Linked DNA regions of Homo sapiens: regions 1, 2, 3, 4, 5 and 6 are each linked to region 7. Evidence: chromatin contacts called from ENCODE Hi-C or POLR2A ChIA-PET data. All regions are on one chromosome and are shown on one strand. Each heading gives the region's core, a stretch centred on a gene start or an enhancer-like site at or near the end of the contact. The rest is flanking DNA. Distances are from core to core; before and after follow the strand shown. Region 1 holds the start of MALT1 (MALT1 paracaspase). Region 2 overlaps NEDD4L (NEDD4 like E3 ubiquitin protein ligase). Region 3 overlaps ALPK2 (alpha kinase 2). Region 4 overlaps ALPK2 (alpha kinase 2). Region 5 overlaps ALPK2 (alpha kinase 2). Region 6 overlaps LOC105372146 (a long non-coding RNA gene). Region 7 has its middle 35 kb from the start of ATP8B1.

Region 1 (2,700 bases), core at 141-2,640, 830 kb before region 7:
GACACTGCAGTTTCCAGCGTTCTGTGACCTGTAATAGTGCGACAGACTGAATGCAGAAGCACATAAACGAATCCAGCTCTGTGATTAAGCCAAGACATTAAAGAGATCTTCAAAATGAAAACCAATGCCACTTCTCTAATAGACTTTTTTGTTTTGGAAAATTTGTTTTTCCACGAAAGTATTATTTCTGTTACCATATAATGGGTTATTCTTTTTAAATAAATTAATATTTTTTAAATGTCTTAGCTTTAATTTCAAAGGTGGTAAATATCAGTATGTATTACATGTATGTATTATCTCTAACCCACATAAGAGCTCTCTGGGGTCCTCAATAATTCTTAAGAGGGTAAAGGAGTCTCGAGACCAAAACTTCAGGAACCCTAATACAGCCATTCCAAACCTAACAAGGAAAATAGTTTTACTTCGAGTTTCATGTTCATGGTGAAGTCAAGAAGAGAACGTGGTAACCTGGTTTGATGGAGGGAGATGATGAGTTCGGCGTCAGTCTTTCCCAATACCTTGCAAAATGTTCATGAATTCCTGCACCCCACCCTCTGCATTCATCACCTCGCCTGCGCTTCTTCCCAGCCTTCCTTAGGTCTCCCAGAGCAGTGTCCACATCCCTTTCTTTTGCATTTTAAGTCCTCTGGATGACTGCCCCATCCTAGGGGTCCCCTGACAGCTTTCCTTCTCTCACTATCCTCCGGGGTCAACCTCGACTTCTCCCTTTCACCAGGGGCGGGGGTGGGAACAGGGAGCGAGGCAGCCGCTGGGCCACTTTTGCCTCCACCCTCCAGAGCCCTGGGCCCCGCTCTCAAACCCCAGGCGTTCCGGGGAGCTGCTGAGTTCCGCTCCGCCTCAATGACCGAAGTCCTCCCCACCTCCGCTCACTCACGCCGGCGGCCCCCGCCGCGCTCAGCCCCACCGACAGCGCCCCCACCTCCCCACCGCAGCCCACCCCGCTCGACCCGCGCGCCCGGCCTGCCGCGGCCCTGAGCTCACCTGAGGCGGAGGCGCCCGCGACTCCCCGCCAGCTCCGCCAGTCTCCTCCAGCCCCGGCCCTCGGGCGCCTGATCCAGGAGCTCGCTGAGCCTCCGCAGCAGCGGCTCCCGCAGGCGGTTGAGGGTCGCGCCGGCCGGAGGGGCGAGCAGCGGCCCCGTGGGGGCGGCCGAGGGCGGCAGGGCCTGTAGCGGGTCCCCCAACAGCGACATGGCCCTCGCCGGCGACCCCGGACTGCCGGGGCTCCCGCCCGCCCCGTCACGGGCCTCGGCCCCGGGGCACCTTCCGCTCGCCTCCGAGCCGCGGAGGCAGGGGCGGAAGAACAAATCTGGCAGCGCGGCACGGCCCTCAGAGGAGGAAGCTCCGCTCCCCGCCCCAATTAGACAGGTTTGCCGAGGGGAGCCTGGCCTGCTGGCCGCGCCAGCCGCGCAAAGGGGCGGGGCACCCGGGGGGCGGGGCACGGAGCCTCGAGGGGCGGGACCTTGGGCCTCGAGGGGCGGGGCGGGGCTGCCTACTGCGTGCGTGCGGCTGCGCGCCTCCCTCGCCCTCCCCCGCGGTCCCGGGCTGGCCGTGGCGCGCGCTTCAAACCCAGCCCTCCCGAGCAGGAAAGGACGGGTGGGTGCAGCTGGAGGAGGAAGCGGTGGAGGAATTACGCCCCGGCAGCTCCTCTACGGCGGGGAAGCCTGCGGCGTCTGGGCTTCCTGAGACCGTGGGAGGAGGCCTGCGTACTCACGCCAGAGAGCGGGGCAAGCGGTTCTCAGTCGCCGGCTCCCGCCCGCAGTCCCCGGCGAGCGCTCTCCCCTGACTCAGGGACTTTCATGTGCCCGGCGACACACCAGCATCCTGCAGTGGGCAACCTCAGCGGACGCTTCCTCGTTTTAGGGTTAGATGTGTATGGCATTGCTAGAGGGAAGTAGTGCTGGAGATCCGGATACTTGAGTTGGAATTGGCCAAAATCTTTGCCTAGACTTTTAAACAATTACTACTTTGCAAACTGAGCTGTGGCATATTTAGGGCTAATCAGATCTTGGAAATGATTGTTTTTAGCAGGAATCATCTGGTTTACACCGCGTCAGACTGCCGCCCGCAATCTCCGTCATCAAAGCAGGCAACCCTGTAGAGGATGCCTTTCCCTGGAATGATCCGGAATGGACGACACCTGAGCTCTCTCTGCCAATCTTAGCAACATCCAAGGCCATTATCCCTTTGAAAACTATGGCTTCGTTTGGGACAAAAAGGAAGTAACTTACGAAATGTGACCAGTCAGGTAGTTCCCTACACGAGGCTTCCTGGCCCAATTTCTGTTGCCATTAGCTTTTCATCACCCAAGGCCGCAGGATTTTCTGACCAGTAATTTGGATACCTATATTCTTATACATGTTGGCGAGGTAGGTGCGCCATACAGTCTCCACCACATTCTAGCACAAGCAGTCATTAAACTTCACTCTAGCATAAGTTAAGAATTCAGACTGCAGTGAGATGGCTAAGAGCATGAAAGATCTGCTCGATTCAAGTGTTAGGAGCTTGAATAAGTTTCTTAATTTCTCTGCCTCATCTATTAACACAGGACTGACAATACAGTTTATATAGAGTTGTTGCCAGAATTAAAGGAGTTGATGTATGTGAAGCACTTAACTCGGTAACTGGCACATCGTAGATGACTCAGTAAATGCTATTACCCTTACACATACAAGTGCCGTT
Region 2 (2,700 bases), core at 189-2,688, 530 kb before region 7:
TTTAATAAACAACTGTGGGCACTTCTCCAGCATAGGGCAACCGAAAGGCAGTCGACTGTATCTGTTGCTTCACTCAAGAGACTTTAGCCCAGGTAGTCAAAACCTGTAATAATCCCCACCTGGCCAGGTTGGGCCTATCCATGCTCAACTGTGGCAGGGCCGCCAGGTGGTAGATATAATCCACGCTGCCTCAAGTCCATTTTGTTGCCATGGGGAGTGGGATCCTGATTATGCCAAGTGTGGGGAAAGCAGCCCAAAGCATGGTTCGCTGACATGAAAATAACAAAACACTTGACCAAGGTTGTGGCAACTGCCTCCTGCAAAGAGGCGGTCCAGGCTTGGTCTGGCTGTAAGAATGAATGTGCAGAGATGGTTTCCGGGTAGCAGACACTGCTATGTGAGAGCCATAGAGTGAGACTGGGTGATGACCACAGTCATCATCATTACCAGGGGACATGACTCACAAAGAAAACTGTGGAATTTTCAGTGATCATTTGAGTTTTGAAGGCAAAGAATCATTTCAATAGCAGTTACCCGCAAGCTCTTGAATCAGGACTTTGGAACAGAGACCAAAACCCCTAAATGAGAGCAGACATTGTGCCCCATCCAGAGATGTTCCCGGGCAGGAGGAACCAGCTGAGGGGAGGAGGCAGGGAGAGATGGCAATGGAGCCCAGGCCACCAGAGGGGGTCTGAGCTGCAGCCGCTTCTCTCCCCTCCCTAGAGGTGTAACCATAGTGATGGAGAAAATTGAAGAGAAAACTGCTAAGGAGGAATCGGAAAGTAAAACAGAGGATGCAATGTTGAACAATTTGGGGATGGTGTGTCATTAGAAAATGCAATGTTATAATTTAAAATGTTGCCCATAAAAATTTTTAGAGTTTCTAGGTTTTAAACTGCCAGGGATAATTATAAGTAGAAAATTACATTTGGACGTAATACTGCCAATTATTATAATTAAATATAACACTATATTATAAATACTGTAGTTGAAACTAAGCTTTTGCATTTACAAGGAAGGACTTGAACATTTTTCTTACCGGGATCCAGGTTAATTAAATATGATAACTGCGCATAATTGAATAGGCTTCCACAGATTTTGTGACTAGGGTTCTGAATTATTTTATATCCCATAAAAATCATTCCTGTCTTTTTATGTATTACATAGGAAATTACCCTTCAGGTGATTTGATATGTAACACTGAGTTAATTTTCACTTACCATTTCTGTTAAAAAGAAAATTCAGATTTTAGAACCAGGAGGATCAAAGTGCAGAGAGAAAAGGAAGGTAATATTTTTAGCATTCATATAAAAGTAACAACCAAGTTGTTCTCACTGAAGTGACTGTGGTAACTTACAAATGACTAACACAAAGCATTTTTGGAAGGCATGATTACTCACAGGTTTCTTTAATTTCTTCCTGAAGTAGTCATATTTCTGCTTAAATTCTCTGGAGTAAGGGACAGCCTGGAAGATAAATTTATAAATATAGATAATGCAAACAATACACCTGAAATTTTATGTATACTGAGGCAACATTCAAGAGAATTTCATGAGTCATAAACCGTAAATTCTCACTTCTCAGATTATCCATGGAAAAATTAGATAATGTCTACACAGCACAGGGGAAAGTCCTAGAACTGATGAGGGCTAATCAGCTTTGAATGCAGCTTTCACCCCTGAAAACAGCTATACTGCTATTTGAGAAACCATTTGGGGTACGCTACACAAACTAAACATGCTTTCCAAGTGACTTTTGTCAGAATATGAGTCAGGGTGTTTCTGTTTTTCTTTTTTGCTGTGGTTTAGGTAAGAGTTATTGGCTAAATACTTCTAACATACAACCCAGAATGACCTACGTTGGCATTTTGAAAAGTCTAATTACGGTTTAACGAATTTTTGTGGGGAAATACAACGAGCAGAAAGGGAAGTGAACTGACACTCCTATCAAGGAATATAAAATCAGGCAGATGGCATTCTCAAAAAATCCTCAATTTAGAAGTCAGAAGGTTTGTCCCTTAATATTTAGTGGTCTTGGGCAAGGATTTCTTTAAATCTCAAATGCTTTATCTATGAAATAGAGTGATAGTACCCCAGTTGAGGGCTCAGGAATTGAGTTAACTATAGTCATTCAAAAGTTGTGATATCTCTTCAGGCAAAGGAGTAACATGTTAATGTAGTCATTTAAATAATCTTTATTTGCTACCTTGTAAAGTAGCTTACAATATCTTAGAGTCAGGGCCGTGAGTTTTGGCTACTGAAAAAGCTTACGATATTTTTATGAGCAAAAAGGATTGGGTTTTGCATATACACAGACATTAACTATGACAGCCTCGAAAACAACTCATTGCTTTTTAGCCACTAGTATGAATTTCAGCAGAGAATACTTCTGCTGTTATCATTTCGGCCTAAGTTAATAAAATATACTGATCCTTAGTCTAGTATCTCCAGACTCCAAACCTTACACTTTCACCATACTTATCTTGACCAGAAACAGAAGAAATGAAGAACATGAACTTCCCTCTTTTATAGTTTTAAGACATGTTTATATAAAAAACCCGAAACAAAACAAACAACCACTCTTCCAGAAAATGAGCACGTCAGTGTTTTGCTCTGTAATTCCAGAGCAAAAAATACATCATCTTTATATAGCTTAGGAGCAATCTATAGACAATTTACACTGCCTATGGTCTTTTCTTAG
Region 3 (2,700 bases), core at 9-2,508, 780 kb before region 7:
CAATCATCAACACGGAAGAAGAGGAAGACTTCCGTGACCAAAGTTGTGGTGGATTTACCCCATACGCCAAGCTGCAGACACTGGTGGGTGTTCTCGGCTTCAGTTCTGACTCTGTCCACCTGGAGATAGTGTCAGATCCCACAGGTTGTGGGCCCAGTCCCCAAGGCTACTCCTCACCCACCCCCCAAGCCCCCGGAACACCAGCTGCAAGTCAAGGCTTCTGGAACTTCTGACTGACTGGCTTCAAGTTGGGGTTCCCATGAGCACCTCTTGGGGTTAATTTGCCAGAGTAGCTCACAGAACTCAGGGAAACACATTTACTGGTTTATTACAAAGGTTATTTTAAGGATACAAGTAAACTGCCAGATGCAGAGAACCACAGGCGATTTTGCAGAGATCCATAGGCGATTTGCAGGAGCTTCTGTCCCCATGGAGTTGGGATGTGCCACCCTCCCAGTGTGTGGATGAGTTCTTCACCTCCTGTCAGCCTCCACGTGTTCAGCTCTCTGGAAGCTCCCCAGACCCTGTCCTTTTGGGTTTTTATGGAGGCTTCGCTACATAGGCACGATTGACAACTATGTAGAAATGTGATTGGACAAAAAGCACCTGATCTGAACCCAGCAAGGCCTGTCTGTTCAGACTTTTCTTGGCATTCGTTTCTCTGTGTGGCATTCTTTCCTCTAGAGTAAGAGGCAGGAATGAGGGTCTTTTGGAATAAGGGCCTTTTGACCACAGAGTCCTGCCTTGGACAGGTAAAAGAAGGATAGAAGGTCAGAGAGAGAGATTCTGTTTCCCAAGGCCAAAAGTGCCCCAACATTATAACAAGGACTATGGGAGTTAGGAGCCAGGAACTGTGGATGGAAACCAATAAATATACAGATATATCATAACACCATAACCACACAGCAAAAAAAGAAAAGAAAAAAGGCAAATCCAGCATTCTTTCCAATTAACACATTGTTTTCCCAAGGTCATCTGTGAAGCCTACCACAAACTCCTCCACTAATACCAATAATTCAATATTGATTGTTCATCTCTAGCAGAGAATGATAAATCTGTCATCAAGGGTTCTCACCTTCAGAGAAGCCACGAAACACGAGCCACAGCCTGACTTAACTGTCCTTTTCCTCTCCAGAGTACAGTCAGTGCTCTGTGGCTCAGATATGTGGTCACTAAACTGACTATGTGAGTCAAATAGTGTGTGTTTGTCAGTATTTTCACATGTGGGACAACACTGTCAGGAAGTCATCACCTGGGGAGGAGTCACAGATGACACAGAAGCTCCTCAACGTCAGCCCAGCTCTTGACAGCTGGATTTATCCTTTCCTCCTTCTCCATCCATAGCAGTGATCTCCAGGAATGAGAATGGAAGGTCATGTCCTGTAAATTACTATTGCAGGTGACAATTACACCCAGAGACATTTTTACACATTAGTTGGTATATCACTTTAAAAAAGAATCATTGTGGTAACCCACAGCAGAAAAGGAAACTGATGAAACAAGTGAACTCTTTCCTTATACTACGCTGATTACCATTATGAAAACTAATTATGTAACAGATATTTACAAGGCAATTGACATACATTATTCTAATCCTTAGACTATTATCATTCCCTCCTTTTACAGATGAGAAGGTAGGTTCAATGCCTTGCCTTATAATTGGCAGAGCTGGATGTAGATTTGTTCCTGGCAGGTGGCAAAGCCTGTATTGTGTTCACAGTTCTATGGGGCCTCCTGGTCAGGAGGGTGTTTTCTTGCTATGAGAGCTGCCCTGCCCGCCACTGTCCCCCTCCATTTGAGTAACTTCCCTAGGAATATGAAGAGTGGGGTAGTCATCCCTCTGTCTCAACAGTTGCTTCTGAAAAGCATTGCTGATTGGCCACAAAAAGGAATGAGGTACTGATACAGGTGACAATATGGTCAAACCCCAAAAACATTGTGTTAAGTGAAAGCTTCTATTTATATAAAATGTCCAGAATAGGCCGGGCTCTGTGTCTTCTGCCTATAATCCTAGCATTTTGGGAAGCCAGGTGGGAGGATTGCTTGAGCCCAGGCATTCAAGACCAGCCTGGGCAATGTAGTGAGACCCTGTCCCTACAAAAAAAAAAAAAATCCATAATAGACAAATACATACAGACAGAAAGTAGATTAGTGATTGCCTCTGGCTGTGTGTGTTGGGGGGGAGGGTGGAAATGGGGAGATGAGGAGGTAAAAGGGGTGTAGGGATTCTCTAGAGTAATGAGAATGCTCTAAAATGGATTGTGGTGACGGTTGCACAATTCTGAATATAGTGAAAGCCATTGAATTGTACAACTTAAATGAGTAAATTGTGTATGGTATGGTAATTATATCTCATTAAGGCTGTAAGAGAGCTGGGCATGGAGGCTCAAGCCTCTAGTCCCCACTACTCAGGAGGCTGAGGTGGGAGGATGGCTTGAGCCCAGGAATTCAAGACCAGCCTTGGGCTGGTATTAAATCTGGTTTTTTAAAAATACCAATTGATATCCATTCCGTAACCACCAAATGTACCCGTAACCTAATCTGGAATGGAGGTATTTATTTGCTATCTAGCAGATGAATTTTCTTCCTGTGCTGTGCAACTAATTTGCCATTATGCTGAGAGGGGATTACTATGCTCTGAAATACCACATGTATGAACCGGAGCCCCATGTCATCCAGCCTCTGCACAGCTACATTTAA
Region 4 (2,700 bases), core at 183-2,682, 660 kb before region 7:
TAGAAGCACTGACGGCTGGAGCCCAGTGCAGAATGCTGTCTATAAAGTATTACTTACTCATTGCCTTCCCACCCAAGGAGAGGCCAGGGAGCAGGAGCTGGGAGAGGAGGAGATTCTGAAGTGTTTGAGAGCTTTGGCAGGGATATTAGATCTTCTTGTCTTTTGTTTTTTAAAAACTTTTCTTTAAACGTTACCTTTTTAAGCCACAGTCTTTTTCCCAAAAGAAATATATCTTACAATCACAGTTTGAAAAACTGATGAAAAGGTAAAACTTCTCCAAACAGAGCATAAGAGGTGGTTGAGAGACCTCTTTAGAGGCTCCTGGGAACCCCTCTGGAGTGGAAACCAGTGATCAAGCCCGACCTCCTCACTTCACAGGTGAGGAGGCATGGGGCATGGGGCATGGGGCATGGGGCAGCCTGCTTGCTGGCAGGAGTCAAGAAGTCTTTCCTGCTTGAAGTCAGCACCCCAAAGTGAACGGCAGATCCTCAATGCTGGGAGGCGAGGCACAATTGAAAAAGTTCTCCAGTGAATGTCAAAGCTGCAAAAGGGAGATAACTCATGAGGACAGACTTGGAAAGGGCTCAAGTTCAAGGGCACTCTGCAGACAGGAAAGTCCAGGTGGGAGGCAAATGAGCTGGGGAAGAAAGGAAGGCGAGCATCGCAGACTGCAGACAGCAGGAGAGAAGATGGAGGAATAAGGGTTGATCGAGCAAGTTCTCTTGATTCTTAGCAAGCAACTGTGAGTGAGCTTAGTTCATTCATGATGCAAAGGGAGAGTCGCAAGTTCTATGGGGGGGCTGGTACCTGGCAGGGTTCAGCTGGGGGAACAGCACCACCATAAGAAGCAGTGCTCCGTGTGTCATTTAAAAAAAAAAATTCCCATATGTCTCAATCAGGACCATATATTTGGCTGCTGACACCCCAGTCATGCAACCTGTTTTGCTGTCTTGTTCAATGAAGTCAAAGGCTATGATCCTATTTCAGGAGTAATTACTCTAATCTCATAAAATAAAATAGAGAATTGTCATGACTTACTCATTTTAATTCAACTTTACTTCATTGTATGTTCCTTTTAACAGGAGTATGTCATATTTCTCTTGGGAGCCAGAGATATAATTATGTCTGGAAACACATCCCCTGTGCCTCAGCCACCTCAATCTTTTGGCAAATGTTGAGTACAAAAATTTCAGGTTACAAAGTATGGCAAGTAAGATTGTTTTGACATCCAGTAATCCATTTTCTAGATAGACCCAAGATACTAACCCGTTGAACAAATTTCTAATTGGAAATTACACAAGGAAAAAAGGCCTAATTTTATAACTGGAGATTTGGAAACGTAACCTAACCAACTCCAGACCGATCTAAAGCCATGCGTGCAGTGGAGCCGAACTGCAAACTCATGCTTCTCTCCAGCCAGTCGGGGAGTTCCCGGGGAGGCGACGAGATTGCAGTTCAACCACCAGAGGGCACCAGAACCAATACTTTGCCCTTTGTAGTCTCCCCTAAAAAGCCAATTTCCTGTTGCCAGATTGAAATAAAACAAAGAAAAGTACCATTAGCAGATTTCTTCCCTGGCAGTAAGCATTAGACCAAAATAAGATTAATATGGACAGCCGTAAAGGACACCCCTCGCAGTGGCTGCCAGCCAGCCTTGCATCTTTCTACCCTCGGAGGAAGGAACGACGAGGCTTAAGGATGTGTGGCTTGTGTCAAGCGTCCCTGACATGGAAGCCAAATTCCCGAGACCCTGGACAGAAGCCTGGATGATTCATTCATGTAGCAGGAGGACAGTTGCCTTGAGAAAGCAGGCTCCATTGGGGTCTGCGTGCCTAGCTCTGGTCCTGGCCATGAACAGGAGAAAAGATCAAAATAGACTCCCACACTCGGCCAAGCTGAGTTCCAAAAGAAAGGCTCTGCCTTCAATGCCCACAAGCAGATGGAGGGGACGGCAGCCACCTGGGATGCTTTGCCCAGTCACAAGGCCGAGCCACCACCGTACCTGGAGAGGAAGCGCCAAAACAAACTTGGAGGTGGGAAGAAACAATCTAATCCGAAGAAACACGCCCCGAGAATAGGCTTATGTGCATGAGTGGTGACTCCAGGCAGACTATTTAAAGCAATGCATGAGTCTGCCAGGAGAGGAAACAAAGGGACATTGGAACAGAATTCCTGATGCCTTTAAAGTGTCTCATAGCAGGGCCATGTCACTATAGAACACCAAACATTTCAGCTGAGTCCCCAATGCCAGGCATCAGCGGACCAATCTCACAGGCCTGTCAGCTTGAGAAAGGCAATTTTATGCCCCAGATAGCTCCTGTCCCCGCCTGCCACAGGGTCATCTGTCCTGGAAGGCCACCTGCATCCCATCTTCATCCGGTCAGCCCATTCTGTAGTAGGGCTGGCTGGCCCGCTGGCTGATTTATGTGGCCAGTCTTTGCCATTAAGGAAGTTTGGAGGCTGGAGGGAAGTCTGAAGGGAACAGTGGTGATTTTCGCAGTTTTTGGCAAGGCAGACCCTACTATAGCAGTGCTCTCAGTGTATGGGGGAGTCTCCCAGGCCCAACAGAGCCAGCCAGGACATGCCCCCTCCATGGAGGGACTAGCACAGCAGTATCCTGGCCTCTACCCAGAAGTCTTACAAAGGACAGTTCTGTTGAAATGTCTGGAATTGGGATCCATGGGTTCCTCCCACTCCTGA
Region 5 (2,700 bases), core at 54-2,553, 730 kb before region 7:
CAAATCTACTGCCTGCTGTTGGAGCTGAATGCGAGACATGGCCTCTGTTGGTCTTTGTTGGTCTTCTTTGGCTATGATAGAAGATGAATTTGCATCTCTGAAAGGAGATGGAAAAAGCATTGAACTAACCCAATCATATATCAAGACAAATGATAAAGCTGTGGTCATGAGATAGTGTGGGAGTTGCCGTACATAAGTAGATAAACCAAACTGAGGAAAGAGTACAGAATCCAATACTGGAATTTGGTTTATGGATAGAAATAGTCTTTCAACTTGTAGGGAAGAGACAAGTGCTTCAATGCTGACACAATTAGCCACCATATGGAAAAGATATCAGTACCTTACAATGGACCCCCAATAAACTGATGTTATTTGATCTCTGAGTTAAAATTTTTAAAAAACTATAAAGTACTGAAAAAATTTTTCAAAATGATTTTCATGATCTTGAGAGATATAAGATCTTCTTGGGAAAATAATAGGCCTGGTGCAGTGGCTCACGCCTATAATCCCAGCACTTTGGGAGCCCGAGGCAGGTGGATCATGAGGTCAGGAGTCCTAGACCAGCCTGGCCAATATGGTGAAATCCCATCTCTACTAAAAATACAAAAATTAGCCGGGGCGTGGTGGTGCACGCCTGTAGTCCCAGCTACTCGGGAGGCTGAGGCAGAAGAATTGCTTGAATCCGGGAGGCAGAGGTTGCACCACTGCACTCCAGCCTGGGTGACAGAGCAAGACTCCATCTCAAAAAAGAGAAAGAAAGGAAGAAAGGAAGAAAGAAAGAAAGAAAGGAAGGAAGGAAGGAAGGAAGGAAGGAAGGAAGGAAGGAACAAAAAAGAGAAATATCAATAATTTTGATTACATCAAATTAAAATTTTTCTATAGAACAAAAATACCACTAAGAAAATTAAAGTGATACACTTTTTATGTAGGACATTGTAATAGACAAAGATTAATTTCCAGGGTATATAAAAATCAAATAGATAAAACATCCGTAACAATTGAATTATTTTTAAAAGGTAAATATATACAAAGTTTATGGAAGAGATAAATGGTCAATAAATATGCAAGAAGTTGCTCAACCTTATGAGTAATTAGGAAAATACAAATTTTAAAGATATAACATCTTTCATCAGATAGATAAAAAAATTAAAAGTACAGTACCAAGCTGATATTATAAGGAAATGGGTACATTGCCAGTAAGATTAATTTGGCAAAATCTCTTTAAAAATCTCTTAAAATCTCTTAAAACTGAAAAGGGCATTAGCCATGATGCAGCAGTTTCACTTCTCAATATCGACTCTTGAGAGAAGCTTGCATGAAGGCCCAAGGAAGCATGTGACATCATGTGTGTTGTAGAATTATTTCTAAGGAAACGTTTCTAAGGAAATGTTCATGGGTAACTGGCTAAATAAAATGTGGCCTGCTCAAATGATGGATGCTTCAAAACAACATAGAATTAGAAAGGTACACTGAAGAATAATACATACAATACGATACAATTTATGCCCCCCAACCATTCCATAGTAGTATATGTTATTTGTATATACATATATAAACACATAAAATTATTTTTTAGATCTGGAAGAATACATTCAAATGATAGGATTAACTCTGGAGAGGGAAGCAAGGAACCTAACATTTGGAGGGGTGATTAATGTTTTTAAATGTTTAAGGAAATTATTTTTACTGATAATATTGAAAACTTTTAAAAAAATTTTTTTTAAAAAAGGAAGACATAAACTGGGAGCTAGATTTTAGTTCTGGTTCTGCCATTAACCAACTGTATATCCTTGGGTAATTTCCTTTCCTCTCTTTGGGCCTCTTTCCTCAGTGTAAACTGAAGGGGTCAAACATGAAGATCTGTTAATTTCCGAGGCAGTGAGGTCCTGTGAATCCCTAATTTTACATCAGCTGCCAAAATAAATATCAAACAAAGTGGAAGAGACTGTGGCTTTCATGGTAAGGAAAGTCTGTCTAAGCAAAAAGGAAAAAAAAAAAACCTGATGATGTAAGAATTTTGCACAAAAACCCCCACCATAAACTGATATTAAAAACAAATAAAAACTTAGAAAAGCACTTGTGATGTACAAAGAAAGTGATGTAAGAAAAGATGAATAGCTTAATAAAAAATGAACAGGGCCAGGTGTGGTGGGTCATGCCTGTAATCCCAGCACTTTGAGAGGCCGAGGTGGGCGAATCACCTGAGGTCGGGAGTTGGAGACCAGCCTGACCAACATGGAGAAACCCCATCTCTACTAAAAATACAAAATTAGCTGGGTGTGGTAGCGCATGTCTGTAATCCCAGCTATGTGGGAGGCTGAGGCAGGAGAATCGCTTGAACCAGGGAGGCAGAGGCTGCAGCGAGCTGAGATCGCACCACTGCACTCCAGCCTGGGCGACAAGAGCGAAACTCCATCTCAAAAAAAAAAAAAAAAGAACAAAGACATCAAATACGCAATTCATGAAATTCATCATAAACTTATCAACTCCATTCCTTTCTGCCTTCCTCCTTTCCTTCCTTTCTCAATTTTCAGAGATTGTTCTTAATGTGATGATACTTCATGCTAATAAGACTGTATGGAAACAGATTTTTCTCTTACACTGCTGGCAAGAGTGCAAATTAGTACAACCCTTCTGGATGTCAAATTGGTGATATTTACTAATCCTTTAACATGTAAATTTTGGCCCTGTAATTAGCCT
Region 6 (2,700 bases), core at 99-2,598, 920 kb before region 7:
TCCTTCCCCCGCAGCCCTCTCCTTTGCCACCAGCAGCCGAGAGAACAGTCTTGGGGGAAAGAAAACACAGAAGCTCAGTGCTGCGGGGAGAGGGGAATGAAGGCGTGATAAGAGACATGCGGGGGCTGTTCCTGGCTCGCTCACCTCCTTGTCCTCTTCCTCACCGAAACCACAGAGTCTCCCCCAGCCTTGCAGCAGAAGTGTGGTCGTGCCTCTGCAGTAAGCTGGGTGTAGGACTGGCTGGCCAGCATCTGCAGTCTATGCTGAGTACCTGTGCCTGGGTGACCCTTCCCCCGCGACTCCAGTGTGACCTTCCTTCCCAAGCCTCTTGTTGCCCTGGGGTCTTCCACATTCAGCTGTGTCAAGCTCAGGGAATACAGGAGGAAAATGGGATCGCCTCAAAGTTAGGGGCTGGGGGATGAGTTGCCGCAGGTACTAACAGGCAAACCTGCCCTGTTCCTCCAGCCGGGTGCCAGTGGTAGTTGACAGGGAAAGGGCCCTTGAGGAAGAGAGCAAGTGGGGAGAGAGAGGGAGAGACAGAGAGGATGGAGAAGTTGGAGGTCTCTGTGGTGGCCCAAGGGGGCAGTGGGGCCTGGAGGAGGTGGTTGGGCATCTGCTCCCACTAACCCATGGGCCACCTGGTCCCTTTGCCACGGACCCTGCTATGGGCAGCCATGGTGGGGTGGAGGCGTGTCCCTGGCACCCCCATGTCTCCCCGCATGAGTTTCCTGAGGAACCTGTGGGCATCCCGACGCCCTCTGGGTTTCACCTGGAGGACCACTGCTCACAAGTGGCCTCTCCTTATTTCTTTGAGCAACTTGAACTCTGTGAAAAGAACGTGGGCTCCACGGAGGCCTGTGCCAGCGGAGACAGGAAACATCACCGCTGTTTTCAAGATGGTTCCATTCACTCTTTGTCCTAGTGACCCTGTACTCAGCTCCCATTGTGATGGCTTGGGCGGGGGGATGGGCATGTTTTCTGGATAGTTCCACTGCCTCTGCCCCACTGCATGCAAGCCTGGTCAGCCTGGTGAGGGAGGGCATGCTCAGGCCCCCACCAGCCCCGGGCCTGCTGTCCTTCAGTGGCCTGTGTTCTGAAGACACAGGTGCATCTCTGTCACCCACTACCCACCAAGTCACAAACACCTGGGGCGGGAAGGAAGGTAAATGTTCCTCAAGGGATAGTGTGTATATGAGGGTGGGGTGCGTGGCTGGGAGGCGCACAAATGGCAGCATCCACTTAGGAGCCTGTACCCATCTTCCAGCAGGTCAGCACGGCTGAAGCCAGCAAATTTGTTGTGTTCTCTGGGCCTTAGCAGTCACGACCTTGGACCACGAGATGTGCCCTTGTCGCATTTATTTAAAGAGTTGAAATCTGAAAGGTGCATTAGAAATCGTTCTATTTATAGAGTCACTCTAAATACACTGTGGTGGAAGATGGCCAAGAGCTATTGTGAAGTGAAAGTAGGAACTGGAAAACGGTGAGCTCAGCATGATCTCACATATGCACATATGTGTACACCTGTGTGTATACATGTATAAAAGATATCTGTACACATGTATGTGTATAATACTCATACGTGTGTGTGCATATGTGTGTGTGTGTCCATATGGTCTGGAGATTTATATGCATAATACAACCGGAAGAAATATACACTGAAGAGATAGCATTATCTCTTGAAAGTGAGATTGGGATTATGTGGGGAGGGGAACTTTTAAACATTAATTTACGGAAAAGAAACGGAAAAATGTTCTGGTTCAGTCTAGCCAGGGTAAGTTTGAGACCTGGGCCCCAGGGTGACTTTCACCTCAACCACTGCTCTCTGCCAGTGCCACGCTGCCTGTGGCCTGGCCCTTGCTGTGAGTGTTTACGACCACAAAATTTACTTTTCCTGGAAGTGGTTTCTTCTGATGGCTGGAGAATGTTTATGACATTGTCCATCTCTGTTTCTCCTTAATGAAATTGCCTGGCAGCCGCGGTATTTTAGAGAAGTCTTAACCCCTACTCACTCTCCATTTAGCTTTCCATTCCATTTTCCATGGGAATGGCTGCTCTGACATCAGAATAGGCAATGGCAGCAGGAAGCAGTATCATCAAAGGTGCGAGTTTGAACTCTGGGGAGAGAGGTGTTCATAGGGTAATTTTTGCAACAGTTGGAAAATGCTCTACTGGACAGGGCTGGCTTTTGCTAAGAGGCTCAACAGGAGTTGGTCCATGTGCTGCATTCTCATTTTCACTCCCCAGTTACTCCCTGGGCCACCTGCCTGCCGCAGCACCTGAAGTCAAGTCACCAGAGGCTCAACTTTCTGGTCCATGTGTGGCTGTTTCTTTTTCTATTTATTTTTGTATTTTATTTATTTATTTTTTGTGATGGAGACTTGCTCTGTCACCAGGCTGGCACGATCTTGGCTCACTGCAACCTCCGCCTCATAGGTTCAAGTGATTCCCCTGCCTCAGCCTCCAGAGTAGCTGGGACTACAGGCACGCGCCACCATGCCCAGCTAATTTTTTTGTATTTTAGTAGAGACGGGGTTTCACCATGTTGGCCAGGATTGTCTTGTTCTCTTGACCTCGTGATCCGCCCATCTTGGCCTCCCAAAGTACTGGGATTACAGGCGTGAGCCACTGCGCTGGCCATGTGTGGCTGTTTCTAGGAGAGATTTCTGTCTCATTCCTTCTCTTCCTTTTTTCTTTCTCTCC
Region 7 (2,700 bases), core at 25-2,524:
TTTTTTGCCATTAGTGATTATACAAATGCTGTCTAGTCCATTATCCAGATGACATAACCATTTTACGTCCACAATTCACTTCTACAGTTATAAGTAGAATTTTCGTGATTTACATAAGTACACATATCAGTGAAGATTTAATACTGAGATGCAATCTAACATCCGTAATATCTTGTGTTTTGTAGATGGCAGTGTAGGAGAGATATATTTTAATCACTTTTCATTTAAATGAACTTATGTAAAAAATAAACTAATAATTTAGCAGTTCCAAGTCTCCAAAGGGCATTTTCAAATGTCCATAAAATAAATGGTTACAGAAATGTTTAAGAAGCATCTTCATGTCCACATCCTGTTGTAACTGCTGTACCATTTTCTCTTCCAACTCCTTCCCTTTGCCTGCAAGACGGGCTTGGGTAAGATGGATGCTTTGCTTGACTTCTTTGATATCCTGAACTTTCTGTAGCTCTTTATTTTTCTTCAATCTGTTCATTATAAATTTAGCTTGGTGTTTCTGTTTGATCTCTTCAACTCTCTTCATTGCATCAATAGTTTTATTCCATAGCTCTCGCTGGTATTTGATAAGTTCATTTCTATGTTTGTCAAATTCAAATGAATTATCTACTGTAAGCTCTTTACCAGCTGCTTTCTGGAATGGTTTGGTCCGCCTAACTTTGCGAGGATTGCACTTCTTTTTAAAGTGTTTATGACATTTAGATTTACAAAATCCGAACACTTTGCAATCGTTGTGGATGAACAACATGTCATAGCCAGGGTAGATGGGCCCCGAACAGAAATAACACTTCTCGATGCGCATGTTGAACCCGTGTGGTTCCCCACTGACCACACGCTAAGCTTGAGAGCCCAACTACAATTTCTTTTTTGACTTTTCATTTTGAAATAATGATAGAGTCACCAGAAGGTTCAAAGAAAGTGTACAGGGAGGCCCAGTGTACCCTATACCTAGCCTCCTTCAGTGGTGGTAACATCTTGAATAATTACAGTACAAAATCAAAATCAGGAAATTGACATTGAAATGCTCCACAGAGCTGATTCAGATTTCATTGTTTTTATAAGCACACACGTGTGTACTTCTATACAATCTTATTACGAGTGTAGCTTCCTGTAACCACCAACACAATCGAGATACACAACTGTGCCATCACTACAAGGCTGCCTCATGCTGTAACTGCCCAGCGGGTTCACCCTGCTCACTGCCTAGACAGAGCTGTTTTATCAAGATAGGGGAATTTCTACAGAGAAAGAGTCATTCATGCAGAGCTGTCTGTGTGGGAGACCAGAGTTTCATTATTACTCAAATCAGTCTCCCTGAGCATTCGGGGATCAGAATTTTTTTTTTTCTTTTGAGACGGAGTCTCGCTCTGTCGCCTAGGCTGGAGTGCAGTGGCGCAATCTCGGCTCACTGCAAGCTCCGCCTCCCGGGTTCATGCCATTCTCCTGCCTCAGCCTCCCAAGTAGCTGGGACTATAGGCGCCTGCCACTGCGCCCGGCTGATTTTTTGTATTTTTAGTAGAGAGGGGGTTTCACCGTGTTAGCCAGGATGGTCTCGATCTCCTGACCTCGTGATCTGCCCACCTCGGCCTCCCAAAGTGCTGGGATTACAGGCTTGAGCCACTGTGCCTGGCCTATTTTTTTTTTTTTTTTTTTTGAGACAGAGTCTTGCTCTGCCGCCCAGGCTGAAGTGCAGTGACGCGATCTTTGCCCCCTGCAACCTCCGCCTCCGAGGTTCAAGCCATTCTCCTGCCTCAGCCTCCTGAATGGCTGGGATTATTGGCGCCTGCCATCACTCCCAGCTAATTTTTGTATTTTTTAGTAGTGACGGGGTTTTGACATGTTGGCCAGCCTGGTCTCAAACCCCTGACCTCAGGTGATCTGCCCGCCTTGGCCTCCCAAGGTGTTAGGATTACAGATGTGAGCCACTGTGCCTGGCCAAGTGTTTAGCTTTTTAAGAAACTGATATTTTCCAGAGTGGCTATGCTATTTACATTACTATAAATGTAGGGAAATAGATAATTTTCTCTCAATCTTTCATAATTCTTAGTTGGGATGGGCCACTGTAACAAAAAACAGATTAAAAAGAGACAAATAAACAGAAGATTATTAACATGTATACCTCGTGTAGTATACAGGGAGATACCCAGAGAAATTGGTAAATTTCAAAGAGGTGGCTTTGAACTCACACTTAAATGCCATGTCTGCTGAAACAAAAAGAAGGGTGTAGGGAAAGTTGATTATGCTCAGGAAAAACTGGCAAATAAGAGTAAGATTTGTTATGGAGATTTAAGTCAGTGCCTTCTCCATCAATAAAGGATAACTGTCTCCAGTGACTTAGAGTCATCCTGTCCTCCTGGGGTAATGTGGATGATAAGGTAACTTCCACTCTGTTTTCAGAGCTTCTCCTGTGGTTGCAGTTTCCCAAAATAATCAGCTCAAAATAGAGAGGGGAGAGGAGAGAAAGAGAAGGAGAGTTATCATAAGGAATTGGCTTATGTGATTGTGGAGGCCGAGAAGTCCCACCATCTGCCATCTGCAAGCTGGCAGCTGGGGAAAGCCAGGGGTATCATTCAATCTGAGTCCAAAGGCCTGAGAACCAGGGGAGCTGATGATGTAAACTGCAGTCTGAGGGAAGGAGAGAGTGATATTCCAGCTCAAGTCATCTGGCAGAAAAGAAGGACCAAATTC

Evidence for each region. Hi-C counts contacts between places; a loop is a spot of excess contacts on that map. ChIA-PET counts read pairs that join two places held with the same protein, here RNA polymerase II (POLR2A). Pooled maps may share reads with other maps.
Region 1: a loop to region 7 is called in a map with no recorded cell type, with 10 times the contacts of the local background. The contact joins the promoter of MALT1 here to the enhancer-like site in region 7. A Hi-C loop is called at or near these places in 3 of 37 single-sample maps with no recorded cell type and 5 of 50 pooled maps.
Region 2: a map with no recorded cell type shows a loop between it and region 7 (3-fold over the local background). The contact joins two enhancer-like sites. A Hi-C loop is called at or near these places in 1 of 37 single-sample maps with no recorded cell type. POLR2A ChIA-PET finds 5 or more read pairs at or near these places in 1 of 52 experiments (WTC11).
Region 3: a pooled map shows a loop between it and region 7 (16-fold over the local background). The contact joins two enhancer-like sites. A Hi-C loop is called at or near these places in 1 of 37 single-sample maps with no recorded cell type and 6 of 50 pooled maps. POLR2A ChIA-PET finds 5 or more read pairs at or near these places in 1 of 52 experiments (A673).
Region 4: a loop to region 7 is called in a pooled map, with 3 times the contacts of the local background. The contact joins two enhancer-like sites. A Hi-C loop is called at or near these places in 2 of 37 single-sample maps with no recorded cell type and 2 of 50 pooled maps. POLR2A ChIA-PET finds 5 or more read pairs at or near these places in 1 of 52 experiments (activated naive CD4-positive, alpha-beta T cell).
Region 5: a loop to region 7 is called in a pooled map, with 6 times the contacts of the local background. The contact joins two enhancer-like sites. A Hi-C loop is called at or near these places in 2 of 37 single-sample maps with no recorded cell type and 2 of 50 pooled maps.
Region 6: a loop to region 7 is called in a pooled map, with 8 times the contacts of the local background. The contact joins two enhancer-like sites. A Hi-C loop is called at or near these places in 2 of 37 single-sample maps with no recorded cell type and 4 of 50 pooled maps.

The regions. Positions count from the first base shown.
Region 1 is chr18:58,670,155-58,672,854 of GRCh38, reverse strand. It overlaps MALT1 (MALT1 paracaspase), which reads right to left and starts at 1,390. Exons shown (of 17, transcript NM_006785.4): 1 at 1,003-1,390. The coding sequence starts at 1,211. MALT1-AS1 (MALT1 antisense RNA 1) reads left to right here and starts at 982. Exons shown (of 2, transcript NR_164150.1): 1 at 982-1,386; 2 at 2,047-2,700. LOC105372146 (a long non-coding RNA gene) reads left to right here. Exons shown (of 4, transcript XR_935537.3): 4 at 1-242. RefSeq lists a silencer at 862-1,651 and an enhancer at 1,812-2,071.
Region 2 is chr18:58,363,034-58,365,733 of GRCh38, reverse strand. NEDD4L (NEDD4 like E3 ubiquitin protein ligase) reads right to left here. Exons shown (of 31, transcript NM_001144967.3): 20 at 1,401-1,466. Among named protein-coding and RNA genes, the nearest start is that of MIR122HG, 82 kb to the left of the region's middle. Within about 2 kb of position 1,438, at least 2 of the 41 ENCODE cell types and tissues checked have a DNase peak (open chromatin) inside an H3K27ac peak, as active enhancers do.
Region 3 is chr18:58,614,394-58,617,093 of GRCh38, reverse strand. All of the region lies in intron 1 of ALPK2 (alpha kinase 2), which reads left to right. Among named protein-coding and RNA genes, the nearest start is that of ALPK2, 13 kb to the left of the region's middle. RefSeq lists an enhancer at 1,482-1,551. Within about 2 kb of position 1,258, at least 9 of the 41 ENCODE cell types and tissues checked have a DNase peak (open chromatin) inside an H3K27ac peak, as active enhancers do.
Region 4 is chr18:58,492,748-58,495,447 of GRCh38, reverse strand. All of the region lies in intron 12 of ALPK2 (alpha kinase 2), which reads left to right. Among named protein-coding and RNA genes, the nearest start is that of MIR3591, 43 kb to the right of the region's middle. RefSeq lists a silencer at 1,430-1,479 and enhancers at 1,256-1,755, 1,756-2,257. Within about 2 kb of position 1,432, at least 11 of the 41 ENCODE cell types and tissues checked have a DNase peak (open chromatin) inside an H3K27ac peak, as active enhancers do.
Region 5 is chr18:58,563,859-58,566,558 of GRCh38, reverse strand. All of the region lies in intron 4 of ALPK2 (alpha kinase 2), which reads left to right. ALPK2-AS1 (ALPK2 antisense RNA 1) reads right to left here. Exons shown (of 2, transcript NR_188108.1): 2 at 1-97. Among named protein-coding and RNA genes, the nearest start is that of ALPK2-AS1, 8.2 kb to the right of the region's middle. Within about 2 kb of position 1,303, at least 2 of the 41 ENCODE cell types and tissues checked have a DNase peak (open chromatin) inside an H3K27ac peak, as active enhancers do.
Region 6 is chr18:58,760,544-58,763,243 of GRCh38, reverse strand. The region is part of intron 1 of LOC105372146 (a long non-coding RNA gene); the gene reads left to right. Among named protein-coding and RNA genes, the nearest start is that of LINC01926, 52 kb to the left of the region's middle. RefSeq lists an enhancer at 1,212-1,261. Within about 2 kb of position 1,348, at least 5 of the 41 ENCODE cell types and tissues checked have a DNase peak (open chromatin) inside an H3K27ac peak, as active enhancers do.
Region 7 is chr18:57,836,590-57,839,289 of GRCh38, reverse strand. It overlaps the pseudogene RSL24D1P11. Among named protein-coding and RNA genes, the nearest start is that of ATP8B1, 35 kb to the right of the region's middle. Within about 2 kb of position 1,274, at least 3 of the 41 ENCODE cell types and tissues checked have a DNase peak (open chromatin) inside an H3K27ac peak, as active enhancers do.